Linked DNA regions of Homo sapiens: region 2 is linked to region 1. Evidence: chromatin loops called from intact Hi-C (ENCODE). Cell type or tissue: heart left ventricle. All regions are shown on one strand. Each heading gives the region's core, and the rest is flanking DNA. Links, peaks and the distances in the headings are about the cores only.

Region 1 (8,617 bases), core at 368-8,367:
CTGAGGTCTAGACTTTTATAATAGATGCAGAGGAGAGAAGCGCAGGGAAAAGTTCTGCAGGGGTAGAATAGAAAAAGTTTAACCCAAATGCCTATTCCATATAAAATTCCAGTTCTGTAAAATTGTCAAGTGACAGAGCAAGCTAATTTTCCTATTTTTTCCCTCTCTGATGACGTATTGCTATTGCTGCAACTTATAGGAAACTCTGGCTTGGCTTCTATTCCATTTTTACCACTTGCCTAACCCATTTTATTTTGATATTAGAGGTTCAAGCTTTAATGGTTTCATTTAAAAATAAACCCAGAAGGTAGAATTGTGAGAAAGAACGCTTTAAAATGTATTTGGGTTTAGGCTGAGTGAGAACCATAGGCATATGAAGGGCATTGAGATTATTTTGTAGTTGAGACAGGGCTGAAATAAAGAAGGTATTTGTGCCATTTGGGGCTCATTTTCAGAGTCATGGCACATAGGAATTAAGAGATGATTGGCAGCTCCATCACAAATGTTGGAGAAATTTTTGAAATATGTAACACTTATGGTCTGAACTTAGTGCGTGTTGCTCGGTCATGAACTATCAAGTTTTCATTAGAAAATTAGGAGATATTCAGGAATACATTAAAGGACACAGAAGCCAAAGGCTAAGTCTTGGCCTTTGGATGGAAGATATCAGGCAGAAATGAAATTAAAGGAGGGCAATTATTTCTAGAAAGGACAGGAAAAAGAAGCCACATGTGCTCAAACTAGTCATAGTTTCTGTGTCATTGAGATATTAGTTACGAAGGGCTTGTTTTCAAGGCCCTACTCTCAGTTGGCTGAGGAATATAGGTATAATAAAAAACATCTTCCCAGAGTTTTGGCAATGAAGCAGAATATTAGCAATTTTTAATGAAAAAGGGCAGAAAGCCAAGAGTCAAATTATTTTATTTTTATTGTTTCATTCTTCTCACATGGTTCACTGCAGAATCTTTGGACTCCTAATTTACTTTCTTTAATGCCATTCTGCCAAGTTTCTGGATAACTGAATATAATCCTCTAGCTTCTTTACTTCAAATAAACACCCATAGACATGTGGACACCTCAGTCATCTGAACACAGTCAAATGTATTTGCATGGTACATTTTTGTAATGATAGTCAATATGGCATGGCAATTCCTAGAAATGAGTTTAGTAATTTGAGGAGTGACCACTTGACATCACTAATAGCTTAAAGAAGAGACAGAAGGGATAAAATAAACACATAAAAAAGAAATTGAGTCATAAATAGTAGAAAAGATGGAGGGGGAAAAACAAGTAGTGAAACAAGACATTAAGGGGAAAAAAAGATATAGAACAGGACGTCTTAAGCCCTTGAAGAGGTTAGGATCCTTGTATTAGTCCATTCTCACACAGCTGTAAAGAAATACCTGAGACTGGGTAATTTATAAGGAAAAGAAGTTTAATTGGTTCATGGTTCCACAGGCTGTACAGGAGGTATAGCAGCTTCTGTTTCTGGATAGGCCTCAGGAAGCTTACAATCATGACTTAAGGCAAAGGGAGAGTGAGGCACTTCACCCAACCAGAGCAGAAGGAAGCAAGAGAGGTGGGGCAGGTGCCACACATTTTTAAACAACCAGATCTCAGGAGAACTCTCTCACTATGGCAACACGTACCAAGGCAGAAATCTGCTCCCATGAGCCAATTATCTCCCACCAGGCTCTACCTCTGACATTGGGGATTACAGCTCCACATTTGTAATTTCCTAGAGACTTGTTGATAGTTGTGACCCAAATGCTGATAGTGATATGGACAATGAAGTACAGGCTGAGGAGGTCTCATATGGAAATGAGGAACTTATTGGGAACTGGAGTAGAGATCACTTTTGCTATGCTTTAGCAAAGAGCCTGGCTGCATTGTGCCCCTACTCTAGGGATCTGTGAAACTTTGCCCTTGAGAGTGATGATTTAGGGTATGTGGCAGAAGAAATTCTAAGCAGCAGAGTGTTCAAGATATGACATGGCTAATAGCCTATGCTCATATGTGTGAGCTAAGAAATGATCTAAAGTTGGAACTTAGGGTGAGATTTGGGTGGGGACACAGATCTGAATTATATCATTCTGCCCCAGGCCCCTCCCAAATCTCATGTCCTTCTCACAGTGCAAAATCCAATCATGCCTTCCCAACAGTCTCCCAAAATCTTAACTCTTTCCAGTGTTAAGTCAAAAGTCCACAGCTCAGAGTCTCATCTGAGACAAGGCTAGGCACTTCCGCCTATGAGCATGTAAAATCAAAAACAAGTTAGTTACTCCTAAGATAAAATGTGGTTGTAGGCATTGGGTGAATACTCCCACTCCAAAAGGGAGCCAGAAGAAGGGGACTACAGGCCCCATGCAAGTCTGAAACCCAGCAGGGCAGTCATTAAACTTTAAAGCTCCAAAATAATGTTCCTTGACTCCATATCCCAAATCCAGCACACACTGGTATAAGGGGTGGGCTCCCAAGGCCTTGGACAGCTCCACCCCTGTGGCTTTACAGGGATCAGCCCCTGCAGTTGCTCTCATGGGCTGTTGTTGAGTGCGTGCAGCTTTTCTAAGCTCAGGGTGCAAGCTGCTGGTGGATTTACCATTCTGGGTCTGGGGTCTTACAGTTCCAGTAGTGGGGACTCTGTGTGGGGGCTCCAACTCCCACATTTTCCCTCTGTATTGACCTAGCAGAGGTTCTCTGTGAGGACTCTGCCACTGCAGCAGGTTTCTGCCTGGACATCCAGACTTTTCCATACATCCTCTGAAATATAGGTGGAGGCTCCAAAGCCTCAACTCTTGCATTCTGAGCACCTGCAGGCTTAACACCACGTGGAAGCCACCAAGGCTTATGGCTTGCACCCTCTGAAGCAGCAGCTTGAGCTATACCTGGGCCCCTTTTAGCCATGGCTGGAGCTGGAGTGGCTAGGATTCAGGGAGCAGTATCCTGAGGCTTTCTAGGCCAACAGGGCCCTGGGCCTGGCCTATGAAACCATTCTTCCTTCCCAGGCCTCTGAGCATGTTATAGGAGGGGCTGCTGTGAAGGTCTCCGAAATGTCTTTGTGGCCTTTTTCCCATAGTCTTAGCTATTAGTTCTTGGTTCCATTTTACTTATGCAAATTTCTGCAACTTGCTGGAAATTCCTCCCCTGAAAATGGGCTTTTCTTTTCTACCACATGGCTAGGCTCCAAATTTTCTGAACTTTTATGCTCTGCTTCCCTTTTAATGTAAGTTTCAACTTTAGGTCACTTATTAGCTCACACATATAAGCATCGGTTGTTAGCCAGGTCACATCTCGAACACTTTGCTGCTTAGAAATTTCTTCTGCCACATACCCTAAATCATCACTCTCAAGTGCAAAGTTCCACAGATCCCTAGGGCAAGGGGAAAATGCAACCAGGCTATTTGCTAAAGCACATCAAAAGTGATCTTTACTCCAGTTCCCAATAAGTTTCTCATTTCCATCTGAGACCTCCTTAGCCTGGACTTCATTATCCATATCACTATCAGCATATGGATATGCTGCTATAAAGAAATACTTAAGACTGGGTGATTTATAAAGAGAAGAGGTTTAATTGGCTCAGAGTTCCACAGGCTGTACGGGAAGCATAGCAGCTTCTGCTTCTGAGGAGGCCTCAGGAAGCTTACAATCATGGTGGAAGGCAAAGGGGGAGTGAGCCTATTAATATGGCTGGAGAAGGAGGAAGACAGCAAGGTCGGGGGGAGGTGCTACACACTTTCAAACAACCAGATCTCACGAGAACACACTCACTATCACAACACAGTACCAAGGGGGAAATCCCCTCCCATGATCCAGTCACTTCCCACAAGGCCCCACCTGCAACACTGAGAACTGTAATTTGACATGAGATTTGGGTGCAGACCCAGTTCCAAACCATATTGATCCTCTGGTTTACTCTCATTTTAATTTGAAATGGAAACCTTTTCATTTCACAGATGAGAAAGCAAGAGCCAGGAGGAAATGAGTGACTTTTCTAATATCACAGTCATTTAGAGACTGTGATAAAGGCAAGGTTGGAGCCCAGGTTTCCTTACTGCTAGTCCAGTGATAGTTCTGTTACATCATTTCTTATACCTATAAAGGCTGACTGAACCCAAAGTTCCTTTGAAATGTAAATACTATTCCATTTGTACTTTAACGTCTAACAGAATTGTATTTTTACATTTATATTGTTTATTAGCAGCACGCAAAGTGTTTTATCTAATTTAACCCTTGTATGAATCTGCAATAAGTAAATATCAGCTAAAAAATGGCCTGCCTGGGACTTATCTACTTTTTATATATGATATATTTTTTCTACAAATACCCGTTTCTTATTTGTGAATACTAGGTGAATTAAAAATAAAATAAATAGACCATGCTGTTTCTACTCTTCTCCACCATACTGTCAACTAGGAACTCGTTGTGCTTTAAGAAAATAGAACAGAAGTGGGAGGAATGGGCAGCCTGACAATTAAAGCAAGCAAGAAAGAAAAAATGGTGTGGACAGCTTTTGCAAGTTTGTGCCGTAGATGATAGTGGTTAAATTTGCTTGTTATTCTAGACATCTGTAATAGAGGAGGTATTACCTCCAGTTGTTTCTGCAGTGGTGACCCTTGTTAGTTTGAGAAAGTTCTTTTTGAGGCTGATGAATTCAGTTCCCAGAAAAAGACACAGGACTCATGTTGGGGAATAGGAGCACCTCCTCCCTACCATGAACTGCACTCTCAGAGGCCCAGCCATCCCTGGCAGGATGGTTTCAATCACTCCTGCCATCCAGTCATCGCTGACACTTCTTGGCAGGCAGCCTGCCTCTAATGGAATGTGTCCTGCAGCTGGGAATTAGGTCATCAGTAATTTACTTAATAGCATTTTATGAGCTGGGCTCTGACAAAAGAGAGTGATCTGGCCTTAACAGCAGGAGCTTTCCTTGATGTGAGGGGAAGGAGGGAAGAGAGTATAGCATTGTGAATAATCAGACACTACATTTCCTGAAAGTAATGGGTGAGGGTAAGAAAATCTGGGTGTTTCTTCAGACTTCCTATGTGATCAGGTAAGATACATACCTTGGGCAAGGTACTTCTTGTTTCTGGACTTTAGTTCCTCTAAAGTCTTATACAACTCTAATATCATATACTTCTGACTCTAAAGAACTCTTTATGAAAATTGGAAGATACAGAATTTGACAGGTCATCACCCCCTCTTCCCTGATGGTGCTCTATGGAAGGAGAGATAGGTAATCCCACTCTTCTGCCATTAGTGTGCTTTGAAATGAAAAGCACTGTGTTGTAGAGTTTGCTAATTTTCCTGGTGTAAGTATTCTCAACATGGCTGATTTCAAGCTGCCAATGCTTTAACAATTAGCAAAACTTTTGAAAACTGAACAATTAGCTTCTATGGGCTGGTATGAGTTGCTCCAGTACATCACTAGTTCTCTCCCATCTAGATAAAGCTGCATCAATGAATAGTCTCCCGTATGTAGACACATAACTGGATTGTTCACACACTAAGATATGTGCCATATATATCTTTGTTTTGGTTTTGGATGAAAAGATATTCACAACTTCTCTTTGATTCTATTCCAGTTGCTATTCTTAATTTATGTGAAGCCCTCTCAGAAAACATGTGAATTCTTATTAGGAAACTGTCCAGTTTATATAGCTCTTCATCTGAATTCCCATTTCTTCCACCACTGCTCTGATGCTCCCAGGGATGTTCAGGGAGCCATTTGACCCTTCATATTTTCTTCTGACCCCTAGGACCCCATGTTCTTTCTGTTGGAAAACCCAATATACATCTCATGAATGTTCAGAAGGTTTGCTGTTGCTATACAGGGTTTAAAATTTGAAAAAGAATCACTGGAATCCTTCCTCCTTTTCACTGGGTGTGAAAGAAACCCTTTTGGGTTCTGAAATTTTAATGTGCAAAATCTTCCAATTTCAAGAAAATTAGGGCTGGGTGCAGTGGCTCAGCCTGTAATCCCAACACTTTGGGAGGCCAAGGCGGGTGGATCACCTAAGATTAGGAGTTCCAGACCATCATGGCCAACAGGGTGAAACACCCATGTCTACTAAAAAAACTAAAAAAAAAAAAATTAGCCAGGAGTGGTGGTGGGTACCTGTAATCTCAGCTACTCGTGAGGCCGAGGCAGGAGAATCACTTCAACCGAGGAGGCGGAGGTTACAGTCAGCTGATATCATGCTACTGCACTCCAGCCTGGGTGACAGAGCAGGACTCCATCTAAAAAAATAATAAATACAATTTTTAAAAAAGAAAATTGGGATGAATAGAGGTAAAATCACTACCCAGAATGGTGGTGGATACAATTATGAGTCAGTTCTATTTTATCCCTTCAATTGAATACTATGTATAGAAAATATTCAATTAGCAACTATCTACTGAGCATTTACTTCATGAACTTAGCCCTGCAAACTATTGTGAAATATAAGAGAAAGCATATGCTGTAATACTAGGCTTCAAATTTATCATTTTGTTGGGAAGATAAGATTAACATATACAAATTAATGAAAATCAGTTAAAAACATGTTATAATCAAGTGCTTAATGATGTGGCACAAATTCTAAATGAAGCAGGAGTTTAAAGAAAAGTAAAATTTCTTGAAGCAAATGTTGCCCAAGGAAACTTAATGACAGAAATGAAGCGTAAGCTGCCCATGATGTGAGGATTGTGTTTACATAGTCAGATGAAGGTACCCGACTAGCCAGGCTGGGGGGATTGCATGTCAAACACTGGTGGCAAGAAATAGGGAGGAGGTAGAAACAGTAAGTAGTGGAAGGTGAAGAAAAAATACAACCTCTGGCCTAAAACTGGGTTTTAGTACATTTGTGTGAGAGATAATGTGGAGGAGAGGTGAGAGGCCATATACAAATAAACAATGGCCAGATCACATATGACAATAGAACCCTGATCTACAACCTCTGCAGCAACCAGTGTGCAGGAAGCCAAACCACAACCTCTGCAGCAAACAACCCAGAACAGGCAGGAAGCAGTGAATGACCACCAGCTTCCCTAATTTTTGCCTCCCTTGCCCTCCCCACAACCAACTCCCACCACTTCCAACTCAGGACCAAGAAGAGAAAGCCAAATATGCTCCCCAAACCAATCACATAGAACATCCCACTTCTAGTTAGGCTGCATCCAGCTTCCCATGCCAATAGGCTCAAATCAGAGCATACTTGTAACCTTCCCTTTTTCTCATTATAAAGTTTTCTTACTCCTCTGCCTGCCATTGAGTCTCTGCCAAACACCAGTGATGGTGGCTGAATCTCTTGTTATGTAGCAAGCTCTGAATGAAGGGCCTCTGCTTGTTCTCATTTGGGTGGTCTGGGTGGTCTTCATTTATTTCCACAGTGGGAAAGGCACATACCCATGACAGTCTGTTTCTCTTTTGCTATTACACAACTATACACACACACACACACACACACACACACACACACACACACACACACACAGAGTTCTCTTTCTCTCTACCACTGTTCCTCCTTCCTTCCCACTATCTACTTTTCTATAGGCTTTCTTACCAATCTCCCAAGAATGCTCTTAAAAAAGACAGGTGTTGAGGAAGCTATTACTTCCATTTCAAAGATGAATAGAATACAGTATTTAAGGTAGTCTATGCTGAGGACATTTATATATTTTATTTGAATCTAAAGTGGCAGCTAAGCCAGGTGCGGTGGCTCACACCTGTAACTCCAGCATTTTGGGAGGCTGAGGCGGGTGGATCAGTTGAGCTCGGGAGTTCGACACTAGCCTGGGCAATGTGGTGAAACCCTGTCTCTACTAAAAATACAAAAATTAGCCAGGTATGATGGCACATGCTTACAATCCCAGCTACTTGGGAGGCTGAGGCAGAAGGATGGCTTGAACCCAGGAAGGGGAGGATGCATTGAGCCGAGATCATGCCACTGCACTCCAGCCTGGGCAACAGAGTGAGACTCTGTCTTGAAAAAATAAAAAATAAAAAAATAAAATAAAATGGCAGCTGAATGACTCAATTCTAACCTGACTTTGACTCTGGTTATCCTTTTTCTCTGCAAAAAGTCTTTTATTGTTGTTTTAAAAATAATGGTCCCATATTTTAAAAGGTTTGATCTAACATTAGTTAAATAACAATTAATGTTTTTCTAGTATATTTTAAGACATCTAAAATGGTTGTTCGGATTCTCTGATCGATGTAAGATAACCAGCATTGTTGCCATGCTAGACAATATATTTCCTGTCGAATCAAAGAACACAAGTATTTCAAATAGTGAGTGCTACACAATCTCCTATAGATAGATATATGGATTTTATTAGTGCATTTTGAGATTTTGAAAATAGCTCATCAGCCCTCATCTCCATTCGACTTTTGAGAATTTATTATGGTGATCAGAATCCCAAATTGGAAACAACCCCTTAAATGATATTACCATTACAATAATTTTGTTATGATTTTACCAGTTCCTGAAAGGCCAGCCCTTTACTCCATGCTCCAAAACCCTAAAATAAAATAGTTTTTAGGTTTTACAGGTAGATTGTTTTTGAATATTTAAAGAAGTTGGTTCCCTACCTAATTTATATCAATAGACTGGAAGTTGACCAGCAGTTAGCCATGACT
Region 2 (8,617 bases), core at 390-8,389, 140 kb before region 1:
TTTGTCTGTGTCCCCACCCAAATCTCATCTTGAATTTCCACATGTTGTGGGAGGGACCCAGTGGGAGGTAATTAAATCACGGGGGCAGGTCTTTCCCATGCTATTCTCATGATAATTAATAAGTCTTAGGAGATCTGATGGTTTTAGAAAGGGGATGTTCCCTGGATGAGCTCTTTTCTCTTGTCTGCCACCATGTGAGACATGCCTTTTACCTTCTGCCATGATTGTGAGGACTCCCCGGCCATGTGGAACTCTGAGTTCAGTACATCTCTTTCTTTTGTGAATTGCCCAGTCTTGTATATGTCTTTATCAGCAGTGTGAAAATGGACTAATACAGTAATAAATGTGAGTGACCAATAAGATCCTAAAGAAAGAAGATAATTTTGAAAGAGTTAAAAAAATTAGAGAGCTTAGTTCCTAGTAGCTATCAAAAGATTATGTATCCAAAATAATAAAAGAGTTTGGTATCAGTGAAGAATACCAAGATAGATCAGTAGAAGACAATATAAAGTCCGGAAATGGAGTCAAATAGATGTATGTGTTTTTAGTCTTTTATAAAAGGGAAATTCAAAATTAGTGGGAAGTGATAGCATATTCAAAAGTGATGAGGACAATTTGATCAGGGAAAAAAAATTGACATCCTACACTTATTACGTATATCAAAATAAATTTGCAGATGAAACCCAATTATTGGAGGAAAAAAGGAACTATAGTTGTGAATAAGATAAGGGCTTACTTAGAAAATACTATGAGTATCTGGGTGATAGGATCATTTGTACCACAAACCTCATCATTATGCAATATAACCAGGTAACAAACTTTCACATGTACCCCACCACCAAGCTAAAATAATAGTTGAAATAAAAAAAAAAATCCTTAGAGCTGAGAACTTCATAATCATGACACAAAACCCAGAAGCTTTATTGGGAAAGATGGATAAATTTGACTACATGCAAATTAAAACTATTAAATAGGAAAATGCTATTAAATTATTTTAAATCAAAACCACAAATAGAGGCACATACTTACAAAATGTGTGAAAGAGAGTTCATTTCCTTCAGCAAATCAATAAAAAAAGACCAAATGCCTGGTAGTAAAATGGTGAAGAATACCAACAGGAAGTTTGTAGATAAATACAAGTGGTGAGTAAAGATATAAAATTATTCTGAACCTACTTGTAATTAGGCAATTACAATATAAAATTTTTAATGAAGTGCCAATTTTCTTTGATCAGATTGTCATAGATTAAAAATTAGGTATTGAGCATATTGGATCAAGAAAAACAAGCACTCGCTCTTGCATGAAGATACATTTTTTTTAAAACTTATTTTAAATTTAGTGGCACAAGTGCAGGTTTGTTACATAGGTAAACTTATGTCATGGGGGTTTGTTGTGCAGATTATTTCATCACCCAGGTATTAAGCCTAGTACCCATTAGTTATTTTTTCCTGATCTTCTCCTTTCTCCCACCCTCTAACCTCCACTAGGCCCCAATTTGTGTTGTTCTCTCTATGTGTCCATGTGTTCTCATCATTTTGCTCCCACTTATAAGTGAGAACATGTGGTATTTGGTTGCCTGTTCCTGTGTTTGTTGGCTAAGGAAAAATGGCCTCCAGCTACATCCATGTCCCTGCAAAGAATATTATCTCATTCTTTTTTATGGTTGTATAGTATTCCATGGTGTCTATGTGCCACATTTTCTTTATCCAGTCTATCATTGATGGGCATTTATGTTGATTCCATGTCTTTGCTATTGTGAATAGTGCTGCAATGAACATATGCATGCAAAAGAATACTTATACTTTGTTGGTGGAAGTGTAAATTAGTTTAGCCAATGTGGAAGATAGTGTGGTGATTTCTCAAAGACCTAAGGACAGAAATACCATTCAACCAAGCAATCCCATTACTGGGTATATACCCAAAGGAATATAAATCATTCTATTATAAAGTTCTATGTTTAAAGTTCTGCTAGGCAGTGTCCCAGAGGGGACTCTGTATGGAGGCTCCAACCTACACTATCCCCTCACACTACCCTAGTAAATATTCTCTCTGAGGGCTCTGCCATACCAGCAGCTTCTGTCTGGGCACTCAAGCTTTCTCACACATCTTCTGAAATCTACGTGGAAGCTGTGAAGCTTCTTTCACTGTTGCACTCTGCATGCCCACAGGTTTAATACCATATCAAAGCAGCCAAGGCTTATGACTTGCACCCTCTGAAGCAGCAGCCCAAGCTATATCTGTGGCCCTTGAACTGAGGATGGAGCTGGAGCAGCCTGAATGCAGGGAGCAATATCCTGAGGCTGCACAGGGAAGTGGGGTGGGGGGGACCTGAACCCTGGAAACATTCTTTTCCTCTAGACCTCAGGGCCTGTGATAGGAGGTGCTGCTTCTTAGATTATTTGTACCCTAAACCTCAGCAACATGCTATTTATCCATGTAAAAAACCTGCACATATACCCCCCTGAACCTAAAATAAAAGTTAAGAAAAACAAAAAGAAAATAAAAGTAAGTATTTAGAAGAAAACATAAGAAAATGGTTAAGTATTTCCTTGAATCGTAGAGTTCAGAGGTAGATATTACCTTTTTTATATGCTACCAAATTATAAAAATGTTTTAGCAAGTGCATGTATTGCCTTTATATCTACTATCAAAAGTAGTTGATGGCTTTAGAAATAGTTTCCATGCATTAATGAGGCCCTCCTAGTCAGAGGTCATGTCTACTCTTCACCTGTTCAGAGGCCTTCCCTCATTCTCCTTCCTTGGTTCCCCTGCTTAAAGTGCTTTCCTCTGCCTTATCTTAATCATTGTGTATCAGATTACTCTGTTTTATTTTACACAGAACAATTATCACTATCTAGGATTCTTATTTATTTGCTTGCATATTAATTTCCTGCCTTCCTACAATATGTAATCAACTCCAAGAGGGAAGGATTTTGTATGCGCCTTGTTTAGTGCTGTATCCCCAGCTGCCAGTAGGGTGCCTGGTACATAGTGAGTGCTCAAAAATATTTGTTGAATAACTGAGTGAATTGCAAACAATATTAAAAAGAACCAGGGCTACTTATTGACCCATTTCACTTGGGAGGCAAATTGGATTTCTCCAAGTTGGACACATGGCTTCATTCTTTATTCTTCCTTTGATACATCATGCAGTCAGTACCTGCTCTGTAGAAGAGCGGTGAGCTGTGAGGAATACCAAAATATAATAATGTCTATCCTGTTCTCATCAGCTTACAATTGGGTAGAAGAGAAACACAAGTCACTACTAGTCAGTCCGCTGCTGGATGAGGGGCCCTTGAACCAGGAGAGGTTACCCAGGGTAAGGTAGAGGGAAAGAGTAGTGGTTCTTGCCTCAGTCAGGTTGTGGGGGGTGTAGTGAAGAAGAGTTTCTGCCCCTCTGTACTGGGAGACAGAAGTTCTGGAAACCACTATCACATTGCAGCTCTGGGGATTTACCCCCATGCACAGAGGATTCTGATATGCCATCCCTCTTCTGCCAGGGTTTCTCTACCATATGGTTTCTATGGTTCCCCCGAATCTCTGCCGCATGGGAGGGACCTCTGTCATGCATGCCAGCTGGCTCGTGGGCCCTGTTTTCTCACCTTATTTCTGCCAACGCTGTTTCAGAGAGCTGGGCCCGGTTCCCACTTTATCCAACCTTATCTCAGAGAGCATTCTCTGAACACAATCATCCTTACATGGGAAAAGAAACATAATCAGAATACAGCATCTTTCCAACAATCACTGGATCCTCTGCCTGGAAATTTCCACTTTAAAGACTCACTTCTTTGGTTAATACATTACCCCCTTTTGGATTTCAAATGCTACTTGGAATTTTAAAAGGCACATTATAATATTAAAACAATAAAGAGGGAGAAAACAAAAATATTTAATGCCTCAGTGTGAAAATATGAATCAGGCATTTGGCTTTTGGATTATAGGCTATCAGGAAATGACAGAGCCCTCAGAAATATATGTGTGTGTGTGTATTTAAGCTTTTATCCATTTCTGTTGTTTTTGCACAGTGAGAATACTGATCCCTCTGAAAGTACAGTGGCGTGGCTAAGATAATAAGCAAGTTTCCTGAATCCTTGCCTCTTTGGAATTTGAGGGATAGATCCTGTTGAGTGTTAACATGGAGATTCTTGGGCAGACAGTTGACAGGCCAAGACACTGAGCATCTAGGTTGGTACTCAAAAAAGAAAAATGGTTTTTTGCTTGTATAGGAATTAAGGGCTCAGATTCTGGTTAGAGCAACATAGATTTGACTGTTGATTTGCTATGTGAATTGGGTACATAACAACATCTTTAAGTTGCAGTTAATTTACTTATGACAGACAGATGGTAAAAGTACCTGATTCATGGTGTTGTTGTAAAGATTAAATGAGCTAAAGTAGGTAAAGCACGTTGCAAAGTCCTTGCTTTTACTAGGTACTTGATAAACACTGGCTACTGCAAATGAGGAGGTTGTTAAAGGCAAGGTTTACCTACTTCATATTGCTGTGAAGGGCCCTCCTGATGTCAAGATGCTGATCCAGCCGGCTGTCCTCTCATCCCTACTGTTTCTCTGCATCTTAATGTTCACAGTTTCGAAGTGAACTAGATGATTTATTCTGCCTACCGTCGTATCAAGAATATCTCGTGTGGTATTATAAAGGAATTAATTTTAGATGGGGCAATGTGTCCCGGGGTATCTTCAAATCACAATATCTTTGGAGTATATGAAAGAGTTAGGGAATATGGTAGAAGCAATGGAAATGTTAGGATTTTATGATTCTTAAAGTTACCTCTTCCTGCCTATTTTCCCAAGATGGCATGTGTTTCCACTGGTGAAAATGTAGCAACAATTGGACTACTATGAACATTTGGAAGACAGTTGTGTTCCTGGGAAACTCTACCCTGATATTTGGAACATAGAGAAGGAACCACGTGGGTCTAATATGCCATGTAATTCTTTGATTCATCTCAAAGATCTTAGACAGATAAAGAGTTTTTCCACCAGACTTACCCCAGCAGAGGACATGGGCTCAAAACTTATGATCAAAAAAACAAACTTTTTATTAAAAAACAAAAATCCATGCTCTCAGAGGAAAAGCAGCCTCAGATGCTCAGGTTAAAAGAATTGATCATGGATAATAACTTACTCTTGTGGCTTTCCCAGTTACTTATTCCACTTATAACAAGCTCCTCTGAAGGTCCATGGAATTATCTGAGTTTTAAAATGGAGATTCCCTAGCTCCATCTACATGGTTGGGAGTGGGGCCTTAAAATAATAATTTTTAATGAGCACCTTTATCTGATTCAAGCTCATTTGAAACACACTTAGAAATATATTAATTGAAATATTGGCACAAAAATCCCTGTGTCAGTTACAAAGCTAACACAATCGACCTCCTATTCATATTCTTAACTCCTTTTTTTTTGCATGAACCACTCATTTTACCTAGAGATGATATATGATTTTGTTGTCTAAGAAGTTGAATAAAATACAACTAGAGGATTCAGAAAGCAGTTTCTATTATCAAAATATCTTACTGATTTAAAAAGCAAGGTGCAAATAGTATGGTATAATTTTTGTAAGAAAGAAGAAGAAATAAGAATACACACATACATATACACAAACACAATATGGATAACACAGCAACTAAAGAAATTGTTCTATTATTGAGGATGGGTAGATATAAAGTAGAAGCAATAATAAAGGGAATGATAGTTTTCCAAGTTTACCTTTCAATATAGCTTTTGTTTTAAAACTATATTAATATTTCACGTATTAAAAATTAATCTAGCAAGTATAAATTCCTAAAATTAAATACAAATAGAAACACATGCATCCAACTTCAGATCAAATTGATAATATGAACACAAAGAAGCAAAACCAGAATTAATGCAAGTAAATTTTAAATACTGTACTATAACTGCATTTCACCCTCAGTGAGATATTTTCTAAAGACAAAAAGAAACTGTTGTTGATAGTAAAATGGTTTTAAATTATTTTGTATGCATTGTAGTAAGTGAACAAATGAGCAGGTATGCTGGTGTTTTGAGGGAATGGAGCTTTTATTTTAGGAGAGTGAAGAAACGAATATGGAAAGGGAGAAGGAGAACTCTGTTGTATTGGATTAGAATTGGAGGTATGCATATGAACTCTTGACTTTATGAAAACATATTTACTTGCTTGGTACAATGAAAAAGTTTAGAAGCAATCACACGCAGTAGCAATGAATGTACCTACTATCCTGATCTTGGTTTCTAACTACCGTTTCCCAAAGGAACCAGGGACCCCTGGAAAACTATTTGATGTTAAGTCTGGGGCAATGAAGTACAAGGTGAGCCTGAGCATTGAGTTGCACCAAAAAGTAAAGCTGTGCTCAAACACTGATAGGAAAATGTCAAAAAACAAAGAAGCCAGCTTGAAGGGACTTCCACTGCTCAAATCTGAGACAACCGCAATATCAAAACAAATAATGGCAGGAATGAATCCAATGATTCATAGTAATAGATTTATTTTTATAACTGTGAGTCCATAATGATACCAGAAACAAAGGGGGTGAATGAAAAGAGGAAAGGAAAGTTCATCTCTATAGAAGCATAGCAGATTATAAATGTAGAAAGAATGTAAAATGATAATTTGCTAAGGCTGTCAATCACAGTTGTAATAATTCAAGCAAAAATCAAAGCATGCTAAAACTTTGTGTAAAATATTGGTCTTTATAATCATTTAATTAATTATTTACTAATTTCAGAGGGGACATGGTGTATTTACAATGGAGAAATCTGGCAGCATAACCTTAACTAAATGATTATACTTACTATCACCAAGTTTGACAAACTGGCGACATATGCCTCCTGATGTGATGCACTAGAAAGGACATAACATCCTGCCAAAAGTGTTTAACTTCATTCTAGTCATGAGGAAGCAATTAGATAAATCCAAATTGAGAAACAGTCTGCAAAACAAATAGGTACAATTTTTGCAAGAAAGAAGAAGAAATAATACACACATACATACACACAAACATCTGTGAAAGGAAACAATATGGAGAACACAGAAGCTAAAGAAATTGTTTAAACAACAAAAGAAACTACACTAGTCAACTAAAATTGATTCCTCAAAAACATCAATGTCTTAAAAGTTTTTTTTTAGAAAAAGGCTAGGCACAGTTCTAGATTTGAAATTACTAAAGACATGACAACTGAATGCAATGCATAATTCTTGATTGATCTTGGATTTTTAAAATTTATAATAGACATTATTGGGACAATTTGGGGAATTTGAATGTGGAATGTATATTACACGGCATGGTACAAATCAAGGTTAAAATTTCTTGAAAATTATCAGTTCTGCTGTGGATATGTAGTAGAATGGCTTTGTTCTCAGGAGATGACACCTGCCACTTAATAGTTCACCAAAATGAGAGAAAGAAAATGTGACAGAACATCAACAATTTGTGAATCTAGGTAAATAGTATCACATATTCATGGTATTACTAGGGCAACTTTTCTATATGTTTTAAATTTTTCAAAATAAAAAGTTGGGTGAAGAAAGGAGAGCACAAAAAAGTAAAGCAGTATTGGTTGCAAGCAGAACTGGTTGCCAGAATGGTGTGATAGACACCTTCACTTATCACTTACTGGGCTGGGCAAGAGCCTGCTAATAGGCACATTAATTAATTAATTAGCCTCTGCAGTTGGGCTTTCTTTCCATCCCCCAGCCCTCACCAGGATGTACTTAGGTACAATAATGGAGGAGGAAAATGGAGAGTGTTTTCTGTATTGCCATCTCAGAGGGATATTCCCGCTTCAATCACCTCTCCAGAGGGCTAATGGCTGACAAAGCCTTATTACCATCCTGGGATAAGTTCAATTTTTTTTTTTATGATAGTAATTTGTTACACCAGTTTGCCACTTGTCTGCTGCTTCCTTGTTAATCCAATAATCTATATGAGAAAAGCAATTTGATGTACCTCCTTCCCATCTGCCGCCCATCAGCCAATCTATATCTTAACTATCAGTGATTTATTAATGCCGTCTGCATTAAGCACATATCTGCTCCATTGGCGCCCTCCCTCTTGGCCTCCTGCTTAGATACACTCCCTGGATGTGTTAGAAGGCAGGCTCAGCATAGAGATTAAAAGCAACAATGGAATAGCAAGCTGAACCACAGTTCCTGCATTTGCTCCTTTCAAACAATTAACATATATGCACATCCACACACTAAGGAGATCCACTTCAGAGCCAGCCATAAGAAATGTGAGAAACTAGAATATTTTTCATTATGCTTTGTATTCAGTGCTTAACCTTGTTTCTTTAGCTGGTTGAAGTTAGCCATTGACCATTGTGCCCCATCTGAATGTTGCACTTCTCACCCCAACCTCCTGGATGTCTATTCACTTGAACAAGGGCCTGCATGAGCCCTGGATTCTGATCTCTTTCCTGCAGAGACAAAAGGGGCCGGTAGCTCTGGGCTGGATGAGCTGACGCAGTTCTGAAGAAAGGACTTTGTTATTGAAGGTGTGAGCCTGGTCTCTGCACGTGTGATTGCTGAGCTTAATTTTCCTCAAGTCATTATGGCCTACCTAGAAGAACAAAGGCTCTAGATGACACTCCCAGAGGA

Evidence for each region. Peaks named below come from ENCODE experiments on the same cell type or tissue, not always from the same donor. Only the 100,000 strongest peaks of a DNase experiment are listed, where the experiment ranks them.
Region 2: it touches region 1 in a loop (2.8-fold over the local background); 8 of 110 quality-filtered maps call a loop at or near these places.

What each region holds. Positions count from the first base shown.
Region 1 is chr3:115,513,850-115,522,466 of GRCh38, forward strand. No RefSeq gene overlaps it. Among named protein-coding and RNA genes, the nearest start is that of GAP43, 110 kb to the right of the region's middle. RefSeq lists an enhancer at 4,619-5,172. In heart left ventricle, for the core only: no CTCF peak of the experiment used is centred there; a DNase peak (open chromatin) is centred at 4,772; H3K27ac peaks cover 1,951 bases.
Region 2 is chr3:115,378,107-115,386,723 of GRCh38, forward strand. No RefSeq gene overlaps it. Among named protein-coding and RNA genes, the nearest start is that of ZBTB20, 240 kb to the left of the region's middle. In heart left ventricle, for the core only: no CTCF peak of the experiment used is centred there; a DNase peak (open chromatin) is centred at 3,575; H3K27ac peaks cover 407 bases.